Linked DNA regions of Homo sapiens: region 1 is linked to region 2. Evidence: read pairs that join two places in POLR2A ChIA-PET (ENCODE). Cell type or tissue: PC-9. All regions are shown on one strand. Links, peaks and the distances in the headings refer to the core of each region. The heading gives the core; the rest is flanking DNA.

Evidence for each region. Peaks named below come from ENCODE experiments on the same cell type or tissue, not always from the same donor. Only the 100,000 strongest peaks of a DNase experiment are listed, where the experiment ranks them.
Region 1: POLR2A ChIA-PET joins it to region 2 with 7 read pairs; 1 of 35 experiments calls an interaction of 5 or more read pairs at or near these places.

The regions. Positions count from the first base shown.
Region 1 is chr1:94,423,667-94,426,595 of GRCh38, forward strand. All of the region lies in intron 1 of ABCD3 (ATP binding cassette subfamily D member 3), which reads left to right. Among named protein-coding and RNA genes, the nearest start is that of ABCD3, 6.7 kb to the left of the region's middle. In PC-9, for the core only: no CTCF peak of the experiment used is centred there; no DNase peak of the experiment used is centred there; H3K4me3 peaks cover 543 bases; H3K27ac peaks cover 480 bases.
Region 2 is chr1:93,797,053-93,799,981 of GRCh38, forward strand. It overlaps a transcript of BCAR3 not described here. Among named protein-coding and RNA genes, the nearest start is that of MIR760, 48 kb to the right of the region's middle. In PC-9, for the core only: no CTCF peak of the experiment used is centred there; a DNase peak (open chromatin) is centred at 1,479; H3K27ac peaks cover 1,234 bases.

The sequences.
Region 1 (2,929 bases), core at 101-2,600, 630 kb after region 2:
ATGCTTTTATTTAGAAGTTTTTTGGACATTCCCACTGCTGGAAATTTCTTGACTTTTTTTTTTGTCCTGAGTCTCAGCCCTGTTGCCTGCTGCTGGGCCTTTCTTTACCCATTGGGTGTCCTTATATCTCCAGCTTCTTACTCCCTGCACTACGTTACTGCTAACCCCTCTACAACTTTCCTGCAAACTTCAAAATTCAGCTTTCCTTCCTTAAATCTGCCCCATTCAAATCAAGCTCTAGAAGGGGCTGGCTTCACTTTTCTCAGTTTCACAGGCGCACTGGGTGTTTTGCAAAGTGCAAGCATGAATCATGTGAGGGGCTAGAGCGGCTTGAGACCCTTACAGTTACCCATGAGTAGATGTTATATGGCCCCGTTTGGATCCTCAAAATAAAAAAGAGATGCTTAAGCAACCTTGGATGGAAAAAAAAGCATTGAAGAATTTGCCAGCCAAAGTAGCTGTGTACTGAACCCAACTGAGGCAGATCAGGCCCAGAGCAGTGTTCTGAGAACTGTGTAGCTGTCTGTGGTCTGCTAGGGGGAACTGAGTACAGGTTGTTTAATTAATTATATGTCCCAGTTACTGGCACATTCACATCCTTGGGTAGGCATTCTATTTCAAGGCTTTTGCTCTTGCTGTTTCCCCTGCCTGAAGTGCTCTTTCCTCAGATACTCACATTGCTTACTCTCCCCACTCTTTCAGTCTTTTTTCAGACATCCTTTTAGTGAGACCTTCTATTGCCATTCGATTTATTTTTATTTATTTATTTATTTTGAGACGGGGTCTCACTCTCTCACCCATGCTGGAGTGTAATGGCACCATCTTGGATCATTGCAACCTTTGCCACCCAGGCTCAAACAGTCCTCCTACCTCAGCCTCCCAAGTAGCTAGGACTACAGCCACACGTCACCACACCTGGCTAATATTTTTTGTAGAGACAAGGTCACGTTATGTTGCCCAGGCTGGTCTCGAACTCCTAGGCTCAAGCGATTCTCCCACCTCAGACTCCCAAAGTGCTGGGATTACAGGCAAGAGCCACTGTGCCTGGCCCCTGCCACTCAAAATAGCATCCTGTCTACCTTCCAGACTTTACTTTTCTCCTTAGCACTTATCACTATAAAATATGCTATATATTTTACATATTTATCTTGTCTGTTGTATATGTTTGCAGTATATACATACTGCTAGCATTTAAGTTCCACAAAGGCAAGAATTTTTGTCTATTTTATTCACAGTTATAGCCCCAGTGGCTAGAACTGTGGCTGGAATATATAGTAGACACTCATATTTGTTTGACTCTACAACAACAAATGAGATTCTCATTTTTTGGGGGCTGTGGTTACTATTGTTTTAAATAACACATTCTTTTTGCTACAAATGTAAATGTTGTCTTTAGTATATTTATGAGCTCTTTAGGAGCTGGACCACTTATACCCCCTATATGTACAGGTAAAGCAAGTCTCAGAAACTTAAAAAAATGCTATCATCACCTGCTTTTGACAGTTTAATAGAGTGTAAACATTAAAGACAATTTAAGAAAATTAAAAATCATCCATAATGTTATAACCATAATACAAATATTGTTTTATTTTTGTTTCCTTTTATTCTGTATTTATGTGCATTTTTACAGTTATAACGTACATGTTTTGTTATTTTCATTTAAAGCATACCTCTTTCCTATATTTCCCTGTACATGACCTTCATAACTATACTTTTAAAGAAATACGTAAATATTCCTCTGTGTGACAATATCTTAGTTTATTTTCCTGTTAGCTATTGAGGATCTAGACTGTCTCTGGAATTTTTATGGATTATACTGGTGTATTTTTGCAAGTGAACATTTTCATCTCTGCTGAATAACTTCCTTGGAATAAATTGCCAGAAGTAGGATTAATGAATGGAGGCTTATGAATTTCCTTAGTGTTTGTGGAAACTGTGGGCATTCTTAAACTACACAGGTTGATGTATTACTTTTCATGAGTTGTGCCAATTTGCAGTACTATGAATGAATGCTGACTTAATTACCTACTCATCATTAGGGGATATTTAAATTTTTTTCTACTTTACGGATGCAAAATAGTCTTGAAAGATTATTTTAATTTGCACGTATTTTATAATTTGCAAAAATGAACATTTTTTTGTGCAGCTACTTGATCTTTATTATGGAGGTAGTTTGGCATAGTGTTAAAGAATAGTCTTTAGAGTCAGATGTAGGTTCAATTTTTCCTTTGGCCGTTTGTCAGATCTGTGACCTTGGTCAATTTACTTAACCTCTTTGAACCTCAGTAGAACAGGGATAGTAGTATTTACTCACTCACTCAGCAGTTAAGTGAGGATTAATGGAGAAAACGTTTTAACCCAGTGCTCAGTAAATAAAAGGTAGCTCTCATTTCTATGCTTGCTAAAAGAAAACTAAAAGGACAACAAAACATACCTTTGTTAGCTTCTTAAAAACTCCCGAGCCTTCCTAATTTCCTCAGATACACCCATGAAAATCTCCCAAAGGAAGCCTTTTTCAATTGATAGAATCATTTACTTTCAGAGTTGGAAAGTATCTTAAGTTAGTTTTATGTGACATGGTTTTAGGTTTCTGTATTTTTTCAGTTGCTGCTTCCTGAATATGACAGTCTTTATTTCTCCACCTTTTAAAGAGGCATTGCTAAATGGAATTCGGCATTCAAAGTGTCTTCTCACTGGCACACTAGCAGAGAACTGTGACCTACCTTGTCCTAAGCTTTCATTAAAGATCCTAAGATGTTAAGCTTTCATTAAAATAGCATGAAGTTACATTCATTTTTATGACTCTCAAATATTTTTCACTTGTATTTAGCTTTCACAATGGTTTTCCCTTCTTTCCCCCTCCTCACCTTGATGTGTTTGATTTTTTTTTTTTTGAGATGGAGTCCTGCTCTGTCACCCAGGCTGGAGT
Region 2 (2,929 bases), core at 207-2,706:
TTCCATAAATGTATACCTTGTGCTTCTGCATCCAAAACGACTGGCCACGTTTTAGAGGCCACTTCTGCTTCCATTTGGATTAGCATGGTCAATAACCTTGTTGAATTTGAACCCATGCTTTTTCTGATTGTTGGGCTTTGGCATAGTCCCTCGTTAGCCAGGCAGTTTGATTCACCCATTTAGCAATAGCATCATTATCTTTCCATGCAGCTTCTCAACCCTCACTTTCCTTCTGAAAGAGTATGCTTTTTATTCTACTTAGGTTGGTAAGTATCAACTTTTCTTGTAAATGTCTTTCTTCATTAAATACATTCTCAACTTGTCTTAATGTCCCAAGTCCTGCCTCTATTGCATTTAAGGCTCTTTTTACAATTTAGTTTGTTTGGAAAAGAAGTTTAGTTAAGCTTTGTTAATAATGGAGTATATCTCCTTTCAGTAAAGTTGGTTCATATAAACTGCCATTTACTTTCATAGGTCAACCTGTAATTATCTCATGGGATAATTGACATATTATTCCAGAAGGAGCTGCTCTTAGGTTAAGCAAAACCAGTGGAAGAGCCTGGGGCCAAGTAATAGGAAAAGCTTTCGATAATTTTCTAGCTGGGTTTTATTTTTGATATATTCATTCTACCAATCAGAAGACTGGGCATGGTATGTACAATAAAAATATTGGAAAATAGGCCAGATTATACAAATTAAGTGAATTATCTGTTCAGTGAAATGAGTTCCCTATTTCTATGTAATTTGGAAAGAATTCCTCAAAAGGAAATTATCCATTCCAACAAACATTTTCCTACTGTCTCAAGGAAATTCTTCAACCCAATGAGAGAACATATAAATCATAACCAATACATATTTATAACCCTGAGCTGGAGGTAAGTGGATAAAATCCATTTGTCAAATATTGAAAGGGCCGGTGGGCAAAGGTAAATGCCCTTGAGATCTAGAAGAGGCTTTCCTGGATTATATATAGGACAAATTGGACATTTAGCACAAACCTTATGAACTACTGTGGGTGAGGGTTTCCAGTAATAGTGTTTTCCCCAGGCAAATATTTTCTCAAGTCCCCAGTGAATGAGTTCATGGACATGCTGTAATATAGGAAATTGATATCCCAAAGGCAAAATAGGGATGTGCTTTCCTGTCACTGGGTCTATATTATATTTTGCAAGTTGGGGGAAAAGCATTCTCCCTTAGTCATATTTGCTTTTTCCGCTTTGGAGCCTTTTCTTGAGCCCCTTCACTTTAAACATGGCCATCTCTACAGTTTCATTTGATATTAGCATTAAGCTAATTTTTATTTTTATTTTTTTTGCTCAGCATCAGCAAAATTATCTCCTTCACTCCAGGGAGTCATGTTTGGAATGTCCAAGACTCTTAACAATAGCCAATTTTTTTTGGTAACTGGATGGCTTCCAGAAGATCAGAAACTTGAGAGCCATGTTTAATAGGATGTCCAGAGGAGGTTAAATAACCTCGCTGTTTCCATAACATTCCAAAGACATGAGCTGCACCAAAAGTGTAATGGCTGTCAGTATAAATATTAGTTATTTGATTTTTGGCCAGTTAGACAACCTCTGGTGAGTACTATTAATCCAGCCAACTGTGCTGACTTTACTTTAGGCAAGAAATTGCTCTCTATGATGTCTACATGAGACACAACGACATAGCTTGTTTGGTATTTTTCAAACTTATCCTTTAGATATGATCCATCTGTGAACCAGGTAACATCAGCATTTTGTAGTGGTATCTCCTGCAAATTCTGACTGGGCATCAAAAGCTGTTCTATTAGTAATAGAACTATACAGCATACAGACTGTATGCTGTTCCATACAGTCATGAGGTAATCTCCTCAGTTGCTTCAAGAAGTAACTTGTGAGATTAAGAGTATTACAGCAAGAGAGGGTAATGTGTGGAGCAGAGAGTAAAAGTACATTGTAATAAAGCCAATCAGTTGACAGAAAAATATTGTGTATGATGTGAATTCAAAAAAGCTTCTGCAGAATGAAGTACATATATAGTCAAGGGAGCCTCCATTAGTTTCCTGAGTAGCCTTGAGAAATATGATAATGCCTGAAATGGCCCTCCAACAAGGGGGCAGCCCGTGAGCTATAGAGTCTATTGCTGACTATCAGAGCCAACAGGTCTATATTTTCCCCCGTGTTTTGGGGCTGGAACACCCAGGATGATGCCATGGCTTCCATAAACAAAGAACAAAAATGGTAGCTGATAATTTGGATGGCTCAAAGCAGGCGCCCTTGTAAGATTTTCCTTTATTTACTGAATAGTTATTTGTTCTTAGGATATCCAATGTATGGGGTCAGGTTGATCTTTCAACAATGCATGTAAAGACTGTTCCATGAAAGAAAAATTGGGTAACTAACTGTGTCAGTAGCCAGCTAAGCCTAAAACACTCCTAAGCTGTCTTTCAGTCTTTGGAGTTGGGTATGCAAAAATTCCAGTTACTTTATCTGAATTTATATGTATTTCCTCCTTAGAAATTAAATTTCCCAAATGTTTTATTTCTGTTAAGCAATATTGGAATTTTTCTTTAGATAACTTATGTCTTGTTTCAGCTAATTGTTCCAGCAATTACAGGGTGTGTTTTTTACAATCATGAAGAATGGAAAAGCATAACAAGAGATCATCCACATACTGAACTAGAGTGGAATTTCCTCAAAATTTAGCTCAGCCATCTCAGCCCTTAATATTTTGAAAAATAGTTGGGCTTCCAGTATAACCTTGAGGCATAACAGTCCAGGTATATTGACAGCTGTTCCAGGTAAAGGCAAACAAATATTGACTGTCAGGACCTACTGGTATGCTAATAAACAAAAAGCACTGCATAAATCAGTTAGTGAAATTCACTGCCTACTGGTATGTTAAATAAAGGAGTGTGTAGGGATTTGGGACTACTGAATGATGGGGA